2 separate regions of the Homo sapiens genome follow, and region 1 is linked to region 2. The links are chromatin loops, found by intact Hi-C in ENCODE. Cell type or tissue: testis. All regions are shown on one strand. Links, peaks and the distances in the headings refer to the core of each region. The heading gives the core; the rest is flanking DNA. Region 1 has its middle 59 kb from the start of PLCG2. Region 2 holds the start of MIR6504 (microRNA 6504).

Region 1 (9,345 bases), core at 817-8,816, 110 kb before region 2:
AGGGAGCTTGCATTGTCACTTTACACTGGGCTCTGCAATCGACATCGCCAGCTCTGAGCCCAGGGCTGCTCCAAATTGAAAGTGCACAAGAAACACCTGAAGATCTTGTTGAAACATAGATTCTGACTCAGGAGGTCTGGGGTGAGCCCTGAAGCTCTGCATTTATCATGAGCTCTCCACAGGCCACACATTGAGCAGCAAGGCTTCTAGACCAGCGGTTTCAGCCCTGGCTGCACATGAGAATCAGTTAAGAAGCTTTTCCAAGTCACACATCCAGGCCCCATCCCAGAGTCAGCATGTTTTAAAGCTCTTCAGGTGATTCCAATGTGTAGCCAAGGCTTCTAGGGCAGCGCTTCTCAAATTCTGTGTGCACGCGAATCACCAGGAGACCTTGTTAACAATGCAGATTTGGCAAGGTGTGGTGGCTCATGTCTGTATTCCAAGCACTTTGGGAGGCCGAAGTGGGCAGATCACCTGAGGCCAGGAGTTCGAGACCAGCCTGGTCAACATGGCGAAACCCTGTCTCTACTAAAAATACAAAAAATTAGCCAGGTGTGGTGGCGGGCACCTGTAATCCCAGCTACTCAAGAGGCTGAGGCAGGAGCATTGCTTGAACCCGAGAGGCAGAGGCATAGACTGCAGTGAGCCGAGATCATGCCATTGCACTCCAGCCTGTGCAACAAGAGTGAAACTCCATCTCAAAGAAAAAAACAAAAAACAAAAAAAACCAATGCAGATTCAGGCCTGGTGTGGTGGCTCACACCTGTAACCCCAGTACTTTAGGAGTCTGAGGTGGGAGGATCGATGGGGCCCATGAGCCCAGGAGTTCAAGGCTGCAATGAGGTATGATCACTGCTTTGCACTCCAGCCTGGATGATAGAGTCAGATCGTATCTCTAAAATAAACTCGGCTGGGCACAGTGGCTCACGCCTGTAATCCCAGCACTTTGGGAAGCCAAGGCAGGCAGATCGCTTGAGACCAGGAGTTCAAGACCAGCCTGGCCAAAACGGTGAAACCTTGTCTCTACTAAAAATACAAAAAATAGCTGAATGTGGTGGTAGGTGCCTGTAGTCCCAGCTACTTGGGAGGCTGAGGCAGGAGAATCACTTGAACCTGGGAGGTGGAGGCTGCAGTGAGCCAACATTGTACTACTACACTCCAGCCTGGGTGACAGAATGAGACTCCATCTTAAAAAAAAAATAAAATAATTAAAATGCAGATTCTGATTCGTCATGTCCAGGTGGATCCTGAGACTGCATTTCTAGCAGACTCTCCCACCATACGAAGGCTGTGCATCCGTGGATCACATTTTGAGTAGCAAAGCTCTAGACTCAGTCAATTTTCTATTTCTAGTTAGTATCAGCATTGGAGTGGGGACAGAAAGGAAAGGCAACACTAGATTTTTCACGGCCTCGTCTACATGTGGATAGAGTACACTGAAAAAATAAAGTCAAATATCCTACCATGTATACACGTGCAGGTTGTGCACTGCACAAGTGTGCCACATCTATGGGAGTCTGTTCACACCATAGGTTTGTATATTTATGGTGACAGTTTTCCAGCAGATGGCAGTAGAGTGTTTTAAGAAAGGGACACAATGTTCACCCAGAGGCTTCACTAGGATGGACGAGTGTTGCTTTGATAGAAGTCAGGGTGCCACCACTCCCCATCCTGAGTCCAGACACAACAGAGGGGAGGAGCAGCCATCTTTTCATTGAAAGGAAAAATCTTGCCTGGCACAGTGGCTCACGCCTGTAATCCCAGTACTTTGGGAGGCTGAGGCAGGAGGATTGCTTGAAGCCAGGAGTTTGAGACCAGCCTGGACAATGAAGTGAGGCTCTTGTCTCTTAAAAATAAAAAATAAAAAATTAGCAAGGCATGGGGGTGTGCACCTGGAGTCCCACCTGCTCAGGAGGCTGAGGCAGGAGTATCTCTTGAGATCAGAAGCTGGAGGCTGCAGTGAGCTAAGAGGTACGATCGAACCACTGCACTGCACCCTGAGTAACAGAGCAAGACCCTATCTCAAAACAAAAACAAACAATCTTTATTGATGTTGCTTTTTTTATTGAGGTGAAATACATGAAACATAAACCATTTAACGTTTTTATTTCAGTGATGTTTAGAATATTCGCAATGTGTGCAACCACCACCTCTAGTTACAAAACATCTTCCTCATCCTAAAAGAAAACCCCACAACCACTAAGCAATCACTGCCCATTCTTCCTTCCCTCCCACCCCTGGCAAACACCAATCTGCTTTGTATCCCTATACATTTGCCCGTTTTGGATATTCCAAATGCAGAATCCTACAATATGTGGTCTTTTGTGTTTGGCTCATTTCACCTAGCATGAGGTTTTTGAAGTTCATCTGAATCATAGAATGTATCAGTATTTCATTCCTTTTTATGACCAAATAGTAGTATTCCATTGTCTATGTGTACCACATTTATATATTTATTTATTTGTGATGGACAAAATTTCTCTTTTAATTTTTTTTTTTTTTTTTCACACAGAGTTTTGCTCTTGTTGCCCAGGCTGGAGTGCAATGGGGCAATCTTGGCTCACTGCAACCTTTGCCTCACGGATTCAAGCAATTGTCCTGTCTCAGCCTCCCAAGTAGCTGGGATTACAGGCATGCACCACCATACCTGGCTAATTTTGTATTTTTAGTAGAGACGAGGTTTCTCTGTGTTGGTCAGGCTGGTCTCCAACTCCTGACCTCAGGTGATCCACCTGCCCCGGCCTCCCAAAGTGCTGGGATTACAGGTATTAGCTACCGTGACTGGCCCCTGTTTTATAATTTTATTTATTTTTTCTTATGCTTTTAAAGGCAACATAAATGGACAAAATTTTGAGTGTTTCCACTTGATGCCACTTTTTAAGATTTGATGTGCAACATATATGGTAACTTACACAAATCTGAAGAGTAGAGTTTTGTGAATGTGTAAACGTCTGTGTAGCCACAGATCAAGATGTGGAACCCAGAAGGTTCCCTCCTCCCCTTTGTATTTGTCCATTTTTACACTGCTATAAAGATACTAGCCAAGATTGGCTAATTTATAAACAAAGGAACTTTAATTGACTCACAGTTCTGCATGGCTGGGGAGGCCTCAGGAAACTTACAATCATGGCGGAAGGGGAAGCAAACACGTCCTTCTTCACAAGGTGGCAGGAGAGAGAAGAATAAATGAAAGAGGAACTTCCAAACAGTTACAAAACCATCAGTCTCATGAGAACTCACTCACTATCATAAGAACAGCATGGGCAAAACTGTTCCCATGATCCAATCGCCTCCACAAGGTTTCTCCCTCAACACCTGGGGATTACAATTCAAGATGCGATTTGGGTGGGGACACAAAGCCTAATTGTATCACCCTTCCCAGTCAATAATAATCCCCCTTACAGAGATAACCAGTGTTGTGACTTCTGTCATCATAGGTGATTTGTGCCTATTCACGAATTTCTACAAATTGAATCATACAGCAAATCCTTTGTTTCTGGCTCCTGCCACACAACATAATACTTACCCAATTAATTCATGTCATTGTGCATATCAGTCGTCGGTTCTTTTTCTCCTGTTTTGTAGAATTCCATCTTATGAATATGTCACCGTTTATGTTTTCATTCTCCCGTTAATGGAGACATTGGTATTGCTCCACTGTTTGGCTCTCCCACAGTTTGTTTATTCATTCTCCTGTCAGTGGACATTTGGGTTGCTTCCACTTTTTGGCTATTGTAACTAATGCCACTATAAACATTCTTATTTGCGTCTTCTGGTGGATGGATGAGCTCAGTGCTCTTGAGCTCTTCTCCTGCACATCCAGGAGTGAAGTTGCAGGGTCCTAGGGTAGGCATATGTTTAACTTTAGTAGGTTGGCTCTCCAAAGTGGTTGAACCCATCTATCCTCCCTTAGTGATGCATGAGAGTTTCTTTCAGCAACCACCCCCATCTCTGAAAACAATGCAAACTGGTTCTCAGGCTCCCAATGGCAGACACCTACCAGGTTGGCCAGGAGGCCCCTCTGTCACTGATGGTCCAGGAAGGTATACCTGGTGACTGTGCAGTTTTCCTGGTAGAGTCTTCCTGGCCTGCCTTGGGAAGGGCTGCCCCTTCAACCTATTCCTCTGTCTTCTAACATAGTTAGTCACTGTCTTAGTCTGGACTTCCCTAGAAGCAGACACTGAGATAAAGATTTTCATTTGAGAGTTGGTCCCAGGAAATACCAATGGGACAATGGAAAATGAGGTGGAGAAGGGAAGGAAATCCTAACAAGCCCGTGAGCACTGAGGGCAGCTGGAGATTAATCCCAGGGAGGGACCCTGGGAGCCAGAGGAGAACATGGGCCTCAGAACTCTCCACTTCCCATGAGGAGTGAGGGAGCCGGGGTATTGATACACCACCTCCCATCTGTCATTGGTTGAGGGCTGCTGCCTGGGCAGAGGTGTTAATTCTAGGCCCTTGCAGCCTGTCTTAGGAAATAAGCCAAGGAAACTGAAAGTCACCCTTGACTCCATGTGCACCCTCCCTCCGTACCAACCACCATGTGCTGCTATTTTAAGCCTGAGCTTCCCTTGAATCTGTCTATTTTCTCCACAGGGTCCAAGTCCCAGACCCACACCCATCCATTTACCAACAGTGGAGGGATCTTCCTATAGTGCCTGGCTTATAACCTTGGCTCTGTGCCCTGCTTACTGTGGGACCTTGACCAAGAGATCCAGACTTTCCTGGCTTCCACTTCCCCATCAATAAGGGGTCATATAAGCGCCTGCCTTGTAGGCATGCTAGGAATAGTACATCAGTGTAGTCCTATAAAACCCTTCCTACTGTGCCTGGTGCACAGACAGTGCTATATAAGTGTTTTGTTTTAAAAATCAGTAAAATAATTGCAACCTTTTTTTTTTTTACAATTGCACATACCTCTCAGGACAAATCCCAGACTCCTAAATATGATTCATTAGGTTTTGGCTGGTCTCACCTCCACCTTCCTCTCACAGTGTGCTGCATGATGGCCCCCAGACATACATCCACGCGGAACCCGTGAATGTGACCTTATTTGGAAAAACAGTCTTTGGGGCCTGGTGTGGTGGCTCATGCCTGTAATCTCAAAACTTAAGGAGGCTGAGGTGGGAGGATCACTTGAGCCCAGGAGTTCAAGATGAGACTGGGCAACACAGTGAGACCCCATCTCTACAAAACATTTTTAAAAATTAGCTGGACATGGTAGTGCACGCCTGTAGTCCCAGCTACTCGTGAGATTGAGGCAGGAAGATTACTTGAGCATGGGAGATTGAGGCTGCAGTGAGTCATGACTGTGCCACTATACTGTAGCCTGGGTGGCAGAGCCAGACCCAGAAAGAGAGGAGGGGAAGGGAAGAGAGGGGAAGGGAGGGGAAGGGAGGGGAAGGGAGGGGAAGGGAGGGGAGGGGAGGGGAGGGGAGGAGAGGAGAGGGGAGGAGACGGGACGGGACGGGACGAGACGAGACGAGACGGGACGAGACGAGACGAGACGAGACGAGACGAGACTGGAACTGCAAAGATTGCAGCTGTGATAAAGGATCTCAAGACAAAGTCATCCCGGATCATCCAGGTGAGCCCTGGTTTGCTTCCACTTTTTGGCTATTAAGTCCAGTGGCATGTGTCCTTATAAGAAGGGAGAGAACAGACAGGTGACGAGGCCATGCGAAGATGGAGGTGGAGGCTAGCGCTGTAGCCACAAGCTAAGGAGCACCCAGAGCCACCGGAAGCTGCAGGGGCAGGGCATGTGTCCTCCCCCGTGCTTTCAGAGGAAGCACAGCTCTGTCTACAACTTGATTTTAGGCTTCTCCAAACTGCTAGAGAACAAGTTTCTATTGTTTTAGGCCACCCAGTTTGCGATAAGTTGCTACAACTGATATATTCTGTAACTAAGTACTTAGTAACAAAGTATCCAAAAGAAGATGCCTTAAAATAAGAGATTCACCTTCATCCTCTCACAGTCTGGCAGCTGGAAATCGCAGTCTTGGTGTCTTTCTGAGGGCTGCGAAGGGGAAGCTGCCACGTCCTCCCTCCTGGCTTCTGGTGTTCACTGGCCATCTTTGGCTTGCAGCTGTACCACTCCAGGCTCTGTCTTCATCCTCATGTGGCCTCTTCCTGTCTCTGTCCTTTCACTCTGACTTCCCTCTATGCATATCTCTGTGTCCAAATTTCTCCTTCCAGCTGTGCATGATGGCTCACGCCTGTAATCCCAGCACTTTGGAAGGCCAAGGCAGGTGGATCACCTGAGGCCAGGAGTTCGAGACTGCCTGGCTAACATGGTGAAACCCCGTCTCTACTAAAAATACAAAAAAATAATTAGCCCGCCATGATGGTACACGCATGTAATTGCAGCTACTCGGGAGACTGAAGCAGGAGAATCACTTGAACCTGGGAGGCAGAGGTTGCAGTGAGCTGAGATCATGCCACTGCACTCCAGCCTGGGCGACAGAGCAAGACTCCAAAAAAATAAAAATAAAAATAAAAATAAATAAATAAATAAATTTCTCCTTCTCAAATGGGTATCAGTCATATTAAACTTGTGCTCACCCTAATGATCTCACTTTAATTTGATCACCTCTGTAAAAACCCTATTCCCAAATAAAGTCGCATTCTGAGGAACTGCAGTTTAGGACTTCAATGTCTCTTTTCTGGGGGATACAATTCAACCCTGACAACCGTACACCCCCAAGCCCATCACACTTCCCACTGGCCGTTCCCAGCCTATATCCGGCTCTGGTCTGTTGCCAAGTCTTTGCACACTCCCTTTTCCCCTCTGGTGACTCAGCAAACATTTTCATTCTTCATTCTCAACAATACCACCTCCTCCAGGAAGTCTCCCGTGATGCCCATAGGCCTGGGTTCACTGCCCACCATCTGTGCCTGCCTTAGTGTCCTGTCATGGCATTTGCCATGCAGTATGTGACTGACTCCTTGCCAGCATGCTTGGGTGCTGAGCCCCTGGAGGACAAGGGCCATGTCTCTTGCTGCTGTTTCTTCTTTCTCTAAACCACTTTATTGTGGTCTAATTAACACAGAGGAAGCCATGCATATTTAACGCTTACAACTTGATGATTACGGAGATGAGTATACAGCCGTGAAACCATGCTGAAACAGCCTTTGCAAAATTATAACAGGAAAAATGACGGCAGTGAAAGAAATCAGACCTAACCAAATCAATCTTGCTTCTAACCTTTAAGCTGTCCTTGCTCATTCCTGGGTGTAGGCCGAACTAACTTTAGGAAGGAATTCAGTTCATGGTTTGACTCTGAAACAAAATTGATAAGAGCCCTTTCCCAGAAAGACCCCCTTCTTGCCTGGGGACCAGACTGCCTTTGCAGGACTAACAAATTAGCTACAAGGTTAGAAATTACAGTTTAGGGCCAGGCACAGTGGCTCATGCCTGTAATCCCAGCACTTTGGGAGGTCGAGGCGGGCGGATCACCTGAGGTCAGGAAGGTCAGGAGTTCGAGATCAGCCTGGGCAACACGGTGAAACCCCGCCTTTACTAAAAATACAAAATTAGCCGGGCATGGTGGCACATGCCTTTAATCCCAGCTACTCGGGAGGCTGAGGCAGGAGAATCGCTTGAACCTGGGAGGTGGAGGATGTGGTGAGCCGAGATTGTGCCATTGCACTCCAGCCTGGGAAACAAGAGTAAATCTCCGTCTCACAAAAAAAAAAAAAAAAAAAAAATTTCAGTTTAGGGATCATGCAGCCTCTGGCTCCAAGAGTATGAACCTTCCCCAGATTGCTCCTGGGCATAACATCACTATCGTAAAACCTAAGATCAGTGCTTGAGATATGTTGCAGACCCTGCACTCATGGATCAGCTGACACCACCCAGACAGGTAATCTGGCTCAACCAGTTCTGCCATCCCACCCAGGGACAGAAAACAGCAAGAAAACCTCACTTCAACCCCCTGTGATTCCATCTCCAGCCCCACCAATCAGCCCTCCCCACTTCCCAAGCCCCCACTCGCCAAATTATCTTTAAAAACTCTGATTCCCAAATATTCAGGGAGACTGATTTGAATAAAAATGAAACTCTGGGCTCCCGCACAGCTGGCTCTGTGTAAATTACTCTTTCTCCATTGCATTTCCCCTGTCTTGATCAATTGGCCCTATCTTGATCAATTGGCCCTGTCTAGGCAGTGGGCGTGGTGAACCTGTTGGGTGGTTACATACAAGAAGCCGTACATATTTAACACATACAACTCGGTGAGTGTGGGGATGAGCATACACCCGTGAAACCATACTGAAACTGCCTTTGCAAAATTTTAACAGGAGAAATGATGGCAGTGAAAGAAATCAGACCTAACCGACTCTATCTTGCTTCTAACCTTTAAGTTGTCCTTGTTCATTCCTGAACGTAAGTCAAACTAACTTTGGGAAGGAATTCAGTTCATGGCTTGACTCTGAAACAAAATTGGTAACAGCCCTTTCCTGAAAAGACCTCCTTCTTGCCTGGGGACCAGACTGCCTTTGCAGGACTAACAAATTAGCTACAAGATTAGAAATTTCAGTTTAGGGGTCATGCAGCGTCTGGCTCCAAGAGTCTGAACCTCCCCAAATTGCTCCTGGGGATAACATCATAGTCTATGCCATAAACCTTTCCATCTCCTTCAAAAGTTTCCTCCCGCCCCAGTTATTTGTTATTACGATTGTGTGTGATAATAACATCTCCATGCTTAGCAAATCTTAAGTATATACTGTAATATTGTTAACTATGGTCATTATGCGTATGGTACTTCTCAAGGGTTTTTCCATCTTGCATACCTGAAACTTCGTTCCCTTTGACCAATACCTCCCCACTTCCCCCTCCCTTCAGCCCTTGGCAACCACCATTCCACTTTCTGTTTCTATGAGTTTGATTATTTTAGATTCCTCATAGAAGTGGTATTATGCAGTATCTGTCCTCCTGTGCCTGGTTTATTTCACTTAGCACACATGCCCTCCAGTTCCTCCACGATGCTGCAAAGAGCAGGATTCCCTTCTTTGTAAAGGCGTAAAGGACACCACTTTGGAATGGTGTTCCATTGTGTGTATATATCACATTTTCTTTATCCATTCATCTGCTGAGGGACAATTGGGCCGATTCTGTATCTTGACAGTTGTGGACAGTCCTGCAGTGAACATGACAGTGCAGATCTCTTCTCTAGATCCTGATTTCAATTCCTTTGGATATGTTCCCAGAAGTGCGATTGCTGGATCATATATGGTAGTTCTGTTTTTCATTTTTTGAGGAAGCTCCCTGCTGTTTTCCACAGTGGCTATCCACCAATTTCCATTCTCACCAACAACGTACCAGGGTTCCCCTGTTCTCCACACACT
Region 2 (9,345 bases), core at 560-8,559:
CGCACACACACACACACCATACACCACACACACACCATACACACACCATACAGTTACACATGCACACATACCACACACACAAAGACACATACACCACACACACCATACACACACACCAGTTACACATGCACACACACCACACAGCCACATACCACGTAGACACATACACCACACACACAGACACACATACACCATACACACATACACACCATAGTTACACATGCACACACACCACACATACACGTACCACATACACCACACACACATGCACACACATCACACAGACATACATACACACACACCACAGACACATACCATACACACCTCATACACACAAAGACATACCACACAGACACACACCTCACACAGACACACAGATACACATGCACGTACACCATATACACACAGAGACATCACATATAGACACATACACCACACACACACGTCACATATCACACAACACACCACACACATGCACACACCACACACAGAGATACACACTATGCACACCACATATAGACACAGGACACACACACATGCACATACCACACACACATGCACACACAGAGATACATGTGCATACACACCGTATACACATATACATACCACATATAAACACACATATCAGGCACACACATGCACACATACCACACACACCACAGACATAGACACATACACACTCACAGAGACACACATGTGTACGCACACACATGCAGACATACCATACACACACACACACACATAAACCATACAGACATACATACACACACACCACAGTCCCACACGCAGGACTGTGCAGGTAGTTTTGGAATCTACCATGGACCACGGCTTAAGGACCCAGGTCTAACCCAACCTTTCCTCCACTGCCACATTTCCACTGGGGAAACCAATGCATATACCACACACACACCCAGACTTGCTGGGGTCATCATTTGTGTCATTTCCAGGTCTCTTCCCTCCGGGCTCCTGGCAAGCACACAGGCCAATGCAACGAGCTGATGTCATGCTGAAGTGACCCGTGGCCCGCGCGTGGGAGCCCCTGAGAACCCGTGCACCGCTTGGCACACTCCCTTCCCCCACTGGCCCATGGTGGACACACAGCACAAGTTAGAAACAATGCCGTGCCGCTTCCAGCCACCTAGAATGCGTGGTCGCTGGTGACTGTGGCAGCACCTGGCCTGCCCTGCTCTCAGACTGGCTTCCATGCAGCGTGTACTCCCCCACCAGGAACATTCTGCTGTCACCCCCTTCTCTCCGCTGCCCGCTGGACTCCTACTTACACTTCAGGTCCCTCCTGAAATGCCACTTCTCCAGAATGACTGTCTTGATGGTGCCTTCCCCTCCCCATCCCCAACCAAACCAGGCCAGAATGCCTCGCCTAACGCATCACACTGTCCTGGAATCGCCTGTCTAGTTGTCCTTCTTCTGCAGGCTATGGGCTCTGGGAGGTCAGGAACCACGTCTGACTTAGGCACCACTGTGTCCATGAAACCCGGAGAAATGTTTGTTAAGTGAAAGATTGGTTGAAGTGTTGAATGAATGAATGAATTGGATAGATGGAGACATGGATGGATGGAAAAACAGATAAGACAGATGGACAGTCTGATGGATAAATGGATGGGTGGGCGGATAGATGGATGGATGAATGGGGCATTCATATACCCATTCTGCTCAGCGAAGAAAGTCCACACACAACAGACCTTCAAAAGAACTCTTCAGCTCTGATTCCCTCTCTTCCCCAAACTGTATTTGACTAAGACTCTAAAAATGATCATGGCAGTGTTTTCTTGAACACCTACTAAGTACCAGGCACAGTGCTAAGTATTTTACATGTAATATCTACGAGCCTCACAATATGCAAGGAGACAAGTATTAGAGTGCGTTTCACAGATAAATTAAATGAGCCCCAGAGAGGTTCTTCCTGCTGTTTAGGGTTCCACAGCTAGAATGTGGTAAAACCTAGGGTTCCATGGCTAGTTAGAGTCTAAGGATCCAGAGCTAGTGCCCAGGGAAGTTGGGCAGGAACTCAGGTCTGTCTGACCCCACAGTCTTCCCTCCCTGCAATCCAGCCCTGGAACATGAAGCAATGCATCTGAGCTCCTCTGGATTCCCAGGACTTGGGTTGGGACATCCGTGAGCATTATTTCTCCATGGTAGCTGCCCTACTGATGAAGCAGGAGGAGGAAGGATGTGGCACGCAGGAGACCTCACCTTGAAACTAAGGGAAGCGCCAGAACTTGCCTCTAGGAGAGCAGGTGGAGGCTGATGGAGCCAAAAAGGTTGGGACAAGGCCGGACTGTAAACTGCTCGTTCCTTTGGCTTGTCTACTTTTGAAGGAGGACATACGCTGCTAGGCAATGTCTTGAGTCCCAGCACAGGCATCTCTAAGGGGCTTCCAAGCAAAGGGAAAGCTGACCAGGCTGCGTTCCAGCTGGGGGAAGGGTCACGCTTCTGTGCAGAGTCCCCATACTGTCCTGCTGGTGGCTGAGCCAAGAGAACTCAGCCCAGTGGGAACATAAGGCATGGCTGGAACCCCGAGGGTCACTCTGAGGAGAATCCATTCAGACCTGGGAAAGGTCCCCCAGCCCAACCCTGAGGGTCACTCAGAGGAGAATCCATTCAGACATGGGAGAGGTCCCCAGCCAGACCCCAAGTCCCCCGGAAGCCTGCGGGCAGCTGGTTCCAGGCTTCCGACTTCTGGTGTTAAATCTTTGGAATGCTGAAAGGGCCTGGTTCCAGGCAAACGCTGCCCAATTTCCTCTCCCAAACTTGCCAAGTTCTTTCTCATTGTTGCATTGTCTTGAGAGGTGAGAAAAACAGCCCAGGGTGCGCTGTGAGCGACCTTTTCCAAGCTCCCCTTCCCCGGCCCAGTTTCTTAGGGAAAAGGAGCTTCCTTTCTTACTGGAAGCTAGAGAGTGAGACCTTTCTGGTGCTTTCCAGACCGGAAAAGTCCTGCTTGCTACCTTCCAGTAAGAAAGGAACCCACCCCGTCCCTGCCCTGCTGCCAATGTTTGGGGTAAACAGTTGCCCCGCCTCCTGCAGGACTTTCCAGAACATTGGTGAGAAGAGCCGAGTCCCGGAACCCATCCCCGAAAGAAGCAGACACTCTTGGGAGGAGGGTCTCCCTGCTCTTATCTTGCCTGAAGCCTTGTTTGTGGAGCAGCGGCTCTGTCTAATTTTTGCTGATGGGCAGCCACTCAATTTTTAGGCAGAATCCCCCAGAAGATGATCTGCGCCGCGCTGCTCTTTAATGCCTGCTACCCCATCCCAGGGGCCAGTGACAGCACCTTCAGGACGTTTTCATGACACTGTCTATGTACTTACATGCTTGGCCTCCCCACAATGAAATGCTAGCAGAAAGGGCATCAATGGAGGAAATGGGATAAACAGGCCCTTTCTGCAACGAGGGATTCTAATAACATGGCAGTGAGGGAGCTCACGCTGAAAACACAAAGCATCCAAAACACACCAACTGGACCCACGCTGGAAGGCTGGGCGCCTCTGTCTGCCAACTCAACCTGCTGGTAGATTGCTCTGTCTCTGAGCTGGGGATGAGGGGCATGGGCCTGAATGTCCTCTCTGCCTTCCTTGAAGGATCAGGTCAGCTCCCCGAGGTCTGCAAGAGGCATTGATTCAAATTCTAACAAAGTAAGAGTTTTACAAAGAGCTCCTTAGAAGACAGAGAGAGCGGAGGAGGAGGAAGAGAAGAGGGGAGAGACACACAGAGAGGACTGGGGGACAGGCTCAGAGGTGGTGAGAGGCCTGGAGGAAGGACCTGCAAGAGAAGCCCAGAGTGAGCCACAGCAAGGACTAAAGAGAGAGAAAGAGGAGAGGCAGGAGGGGACAGAAGGGGAAGGAGGGGAGAGAGATGGAGAAAAGGCATGAGAGAGAGGAAAACAGACACACATGGATGCAAAGAACCTGAAAGAGACAGAGATGGAGAGAGATCAGGCAGGCTGGGGTAGGGAAGGGGCACTAGCCCTCTTTGGGCCCCGCCATTCCCCTTGTCTGTAGAGAGAATGGCTGTGCTGTAATGCAGCAGGGTGCAGACTGCATTACAGCACAGCCAGACTGCAAGATCGAAGAGCCCCCTGTGATCTGACGTGATTCGCCCCAGGAGGGGCTCAGGTGCCTGCAGTATGAGGTCAAAATGAAAAGGCCTCGAGGTCAGCACTGCTCCACAGAACTTCGTGTGTCAATGGAAATGTTCTTTATGTGCGCTGTCCAACACAGCAGCCTTTGGCCATGTGTGGCCCCTGGCCACTGGAGGTGTAGCTAACGGGACTGAGGAACTGTGTTATTAATTTGATGAGTAAATTAAATCCATCTGTGGGCTGCCATGCGTGGCTGCTGGTGGCTGTGCCGGGCGGCACCATTTAAGGCACTTTCACTCATCTGCTGACTAGGAGCACTAAGGTAATGCCGTTCAGATGGGCACCTGGCTGTTTCTTGGTCCCCTCTCCCACCCTGGAGCAGGGAAGATCTGTCCCCAGGGCCAAAGGGGTTGTTCTCTGTGACACCACGGCTCTGGGATCTAATACAGTATGTTGTATGTGAATCAAGACAAAGTACAGCCTCTCAAAGCAGAGGGTCCTGCCACCCGTCACAAAAGGCACGTGAATACAACCAGGACTGAAGAAAGCCCTGAGTACCACACCAGGGGCCAAGTGCACCCCGCCCCAGCCTCCCTAGAACCACACAGACTCGCTAGCCCTGTTTATAGAATGAGCCAGCTACATACCACCCATGCATCACGGTGGGCAGAGTGTGGGGGTGAGGATGAGAGGGAAGCAAGGGAGAAGCCGATCCAGGTCTACCTCCCCTGACGGAAATGGCAGCCAGGGAGAGAACCACAGCCGCCAGGGGCAGGGGCTGCACCCACCTGGGTTCCCCTTGGGGGAAGGGTTGGGAGGCCGTGTCTGCTGCTCCCTCATTAGCTCGGAGTCCGGCTCTGGATCTGAGGAGTTGCAAGCCGCCTCCTCCTCCTCCTTTTCCTCTGCTTCCTCCTCTCCTGCTCCTGCCTCTGACTGCGCTGTCCACGGGATCAGGGGGCAGTGAGCAAGTGGGATGCTGGAGCAGCTAGAGGCTCCCCGCCCGCTCGGCTCCTCAGCACCACGGCGGCAGCTCTGTCCTGAAGCCCTGCCAGACACGGCGGCCAGGCGAGTCATCACAGCTGGGCCCGCGGCCACAGCCGGGTTAAAGGGACATTCCAGGCACTGCTTCTCTGCTTTTCAGCCTCACTGCCCCTCCATCCCTGTGGCGAGTGATGCTCTGGCCTCCTTTGGAGGCCAGGGCTGCCCCTCCAGCCCCAGAAGGAATGAGGCCCCTTTGCTGGTGGAGCAGGAAAGTGGAGGCTCAGGGCCTCCTCTCCTCCAACTGGAATGTTTCAAGGGGCTCCCTCCTGCCTCTCTGTCATGCACAGATCTAGGCCCCTCTGCCCTGCCACCACACTGATTCCTCTAGTGTCCCTCTACCCCTTCAGAGCTTTCAGTGGCTGCCTATTGCCTTTGGAAGAGGGTCTGAGGCTTCTTCACTTGGCTGGCAAGGCCTGGGTGATCTGGCCATCGCCCAACAGATCTAGACATATCCACAGCCCCAAACTCCATCTCTCCATCTCCTCCAGCTGCAGCAAGTACCCAGGTCCCCCATATTCAGGCTTTGCACACACATCCCCTCTGCCCGGGGAGTGTGCCCCCACCCCACCATTCTGGCACACTTCTACTCATCCCTCTACACCCAGTTCAAATGCCCCCTGTCTGGGGAGCCTGCTTTGGCCCCCCAGGCCAAATAAGTTCCTCCTTCTCTGGGCTCCCAGTCCTCCACGGTTGCCTCTAATTTAGCCATTATTTCCGTAATCATTTGTTTATGGCTCTGTCTCCCCAGGGGCTGAGGGGCTCTTCACGCATGGGGCCTCCCCGAGCACAGGGGAGAGGCTGCCTCAAAGCTCTGTGACTACAGCAAAGTCATTGGGGTAGGACAATCTCTGGCTACCCTACCTCTCCGTTGGCCACTGAACCCTGTGATTGCCCGCCCCATCTCCCCCGCCGAGGGGGGCTGGCACTGACCACCCCCTTCATGGACTCTGTGCTGCAGCCATCGGATGGGCAAGAAGGAGCGAGTGAAGAGGCAGAGGAGCTGGCAGAAGTGTCTGGCAGGAGGGTGACACTGACCTCTATCATAAAGATGAGAGGAGAGAAAGAAAGAAGAGGAAGGCTTTGCTGGCTGTGGTGGGGAGGGGGGGAGGGACAGTGTGGGGGTGTGGGGACAGGGTTAAAAGAAAAGCGTAGAGGGCAGAGTGTGAGAGATTCACTAAGAAGAAAGCAGACTGGGGCAGGCGTGGTTTCCAGAGTCCTCTGAGAGATGACAGTAAGAAACAGGACATTTCTAACAATGCTAAGTTGTTACGCTCCGCTACTGAGCTCAGCATTCCTTGGAGCCCAGACTGGGTGACTCTCAGCCCAATGCTGTTACACAATCCAGTGGCTGCTAGATCTAAAATAGGTTTTTAGAAAGCATCTCTTTGGGCTAAGAGAAGGTTTCCCTGGAAAAACAAGTTAGGAATAAAATGATCCCAAAAGAAAAAGCAAGGCAGGTCTTCTTCCCACTGATAAGAGAGTAAATTTTCTCTAGATGAGGGGTTTCAGACTCGGGGTTCCTTCTGAAAATTGGCTGGCTCCCCTGACATGATGTAACATGTCTTATGTATGTGTGACCGTGGTCGTGGTTTTTGTCAGTCACTTCTCCATTCTTGGTGGACGCACCTCACCGCCTCTGTGTGGTCCTGGTGGGGCTACCAATCCGAGACCTGGGCCTTGCCTGAGGTCAAGGGTGGGCGGGTAATCCGGGGGAGTGAATTCCTGGGGGCTGAATGGGAACACGGCAGAGCCAATCAGGATCTTCCATGAGATTTTGTAAAAGGTACTGGAAAGAAAAAGGGCGCTCACTCTTAAGGATTACAGCCTCTAAGGATGTGGCTTTGGGCTGCAGGTGGGTCATCTTTCCTACCACATGGTGAGATTCTGCCAATGAAGCCAGCACACAGAAGCACAGCCAGGAGATGGAGAGAGAGATGCCCAATATTAATGATGTCATCTGACCCCCGGATCCAGCAATGCCTGAAGTCCCCTCTAAGGCTTCCCAGTTACTTTAATAGTTAATTTAATAGTTAACAGCATTAAACTCTCTTTTTGTCTCACTAGTTGGAATAATGTTTGTGCCATTTCCAACCAAACGTCCTGACCAGTACATACAGAATGCACTTTTTTTCCCAAAAAGATAGCTTATACTTCTATCAGCCTCAAAAGACTTAGATCAACAAGATATCAGAAACTCCCTCACTCAAAGTAATGCAAAAAGTCAGTATCTATTGCTCATCTGCTTTTCACGGCCTTCTTGGGCCTAACAACTCACCTGTGTGCCTCAGTTTCCTCATCTGTAAAATGGGGATCATAAAACTTATTTATCAGGTTTATTAAGGGAAACTAAATGAGCAACCTGAAAAGTTCCTAGACTGCAGCAGGTGTGCAGGAGACGCTCAGGCCATGCACAGTCCTTTTCGTTTTCTCCAGTCAGACCTGGTTTACAGCTTTCTTATACTTGGGGAATAAAATCACCCAAAGTTAAACAACCTTTCCTCTTGATAGCTGCTGGCTCCCTCCAAGGGAAACGAGGGGCACAAGTGCATGAAGATGAGGGAGAAGAAACTGCTTGTTCATGTTTATTTCTCCTACCTGCAGTAAGACAGTTCCCCCAGGAATCGTGAGCTGTAAACAGTACTTCGGGGCATTCTCCCAGGACAGCAGCTGAACGTCTTCAATTGCGCTGTAGGAGACTGAGTTTTCCATGTACCCAGTTGGCTGCAGCAAAAAAAGAAAAAGAAGAGATATGCATTGGTTACAGTAGCAGGCATGACGTCCGCATCTCAGACGGTTTTGGAAACATCGCCCCTCTGGCGACAGGCAAATGGAGCTGGTGCAGGAGCTCAGCACCTCTGGTGACCAAAGCAAGCCTCCCTGTTTCTGGCTGGCCATATCCAGCTGCAAGGGGGTTCACTGTAAAACTCCACCCACACGTTTGGAGGTGCAGAGTTAGGAACAGAGTGGGAGCAGCTGGAGGGCAAGAACTGAGGGACTGCTGCTCTTGGTATCCGCGGGGCCAGCGCAGGGAGTGGCTGGAAGCCCGCCATCCCTCACCAGCAATAAGCCACCACCTTCTCCTGCCCAGAAAGCACCGATTTCTCTTCTCCCTCTCCCCACGGATATGCATCCTCCACTCGGCCTCCAGAGCCACGTTCCAAGATGGAAAACTCCATAGCCCCACCCTCCTCCTCAACATTCTTCAATGGCTCCCAATGGCCCGGCCACAAAATCCACACTCCCATCCACAATCGACAGACCCAGCGGGGTCTGCTCTCCCTATGCGCCCAGTCCCGCCTCTCGGCGGCATCTCTCCCTTTCCACACTCCTCACACTGCCCTGATAACAGTGCCTCAAACTCAGCCGGCTCCTTGTCCCAGAAAGAGCACAGCCCCACCCCTGGCATCTGCGCTTCTACTCTCCAGGTCTCATCTCAACTGCACTTTTCGGGGAACTCCCACCCTCTAGACTCATGACCCAACCTGCTTGCACCCTTCCCTGTGCCCTCCTTTTCCGGTGCTCACCACACCCTATTTATTTGTGGCTTTATTCTGTGTCATTATCTGTTGGATGTCTGCCTCCTGGCCAGGCTGCTAGCTCCATGAAGTCAGGGCCTAGGTCTGTCTTGGTTCCCACTCTTTCCCCAGTGCCTGGCTCATGGCAAGTGCTCAATAGCATGTGTTGAAAAGAATGAGAAACGCTATTAGTATTGGTCATTGTTGGGAGTAGGGGCGGGGCAAGATAAATCCACAGCCACCCACCACTCTCTGAGTGAGTCTTGCTGTCCCGAGAAGGCACCAGGTGACCGAGGGATACAATGGCCACCAGGAGCCAAAGCGGGTGTCCTTGTCACTTTGGCTCCAGGAAGCCAGACTTCAGGAGAATCAGGTGAGTGCAGCACAGCTGAGAAGAATAACAGCGAACACCTCCCTGGCTCTCCCATGCACCCTGGGCACATGGCAATCATTTAATCCTCACACAGGTCTTGTGGAACAGGTATCAAGGTCATCCCATCATATAGACAAGGAAGCTGAGGCTCAGGAGGTCACGTGATTTGCCCAAGGTCATCTAGCTAGGAGTGGCATGGCCAAGACTGAACTCGGCCATCTGACTCCGGAATCAGAAGCCTGACCTCTATCCTGTGTTCCAAGAAAGAGGCAAAGGCAATTCAAAGTCTAAGGCCCAACAGGTTAATTCTACCATAAAGATG

The links. Peaks named below come from ENCODE experiments on the same cell type or tissue, not always from the same donor. Only the 100,000 strongest peaks of a DNase experiment are listed, where the experiment ranks them.
Region 1: it touches region 2 in a loop (2.1-fold over the local background); 78 of 110 quality-filtered maps call a loop at or near these places.

The regions. Positions count from the first base shown.
Region 1 is chr16:81,715,532-81,724,876 of GRCh38, reverse strand. No RefSeq gene overlaps it. Among named protein-coding and RNA genes, the nearest start is that of PLCG2, 59 kb to the left of the region's middle. RefSeq lists silencers at 31-279, 7,514-7,737 and enhancers at 5,599-5,893, 5,973-6,022, 6,890-7,089, 7,110-7,189. In testis, for the core only: a CTCF peak has its summit at 1,587 (motif pointing right); DNase peaks (open chromatin) are centred at 1,606 and 5,746; H3K27ac peaks cover 642 bases.
Region 2 is chr16:81,606,078-81,615,422 of GRCh38, reverse strand. CMIP (c-Maf inducing protein) reads right to left here. Exons shown (of 21, transcript NM_198390.3): 2 at 7,731-7,856. It overlaps MIR6504 (microRNA 6504), which reads right to left and starts at 4,075; the gene lies at 4,015-4,075. RefSeq lists an enhancer at 6,632-6,861. In testis, for the core only: no CTCF peak of the experiment used is centred there; a DNase peak (open chromatin) is centred at 5,142.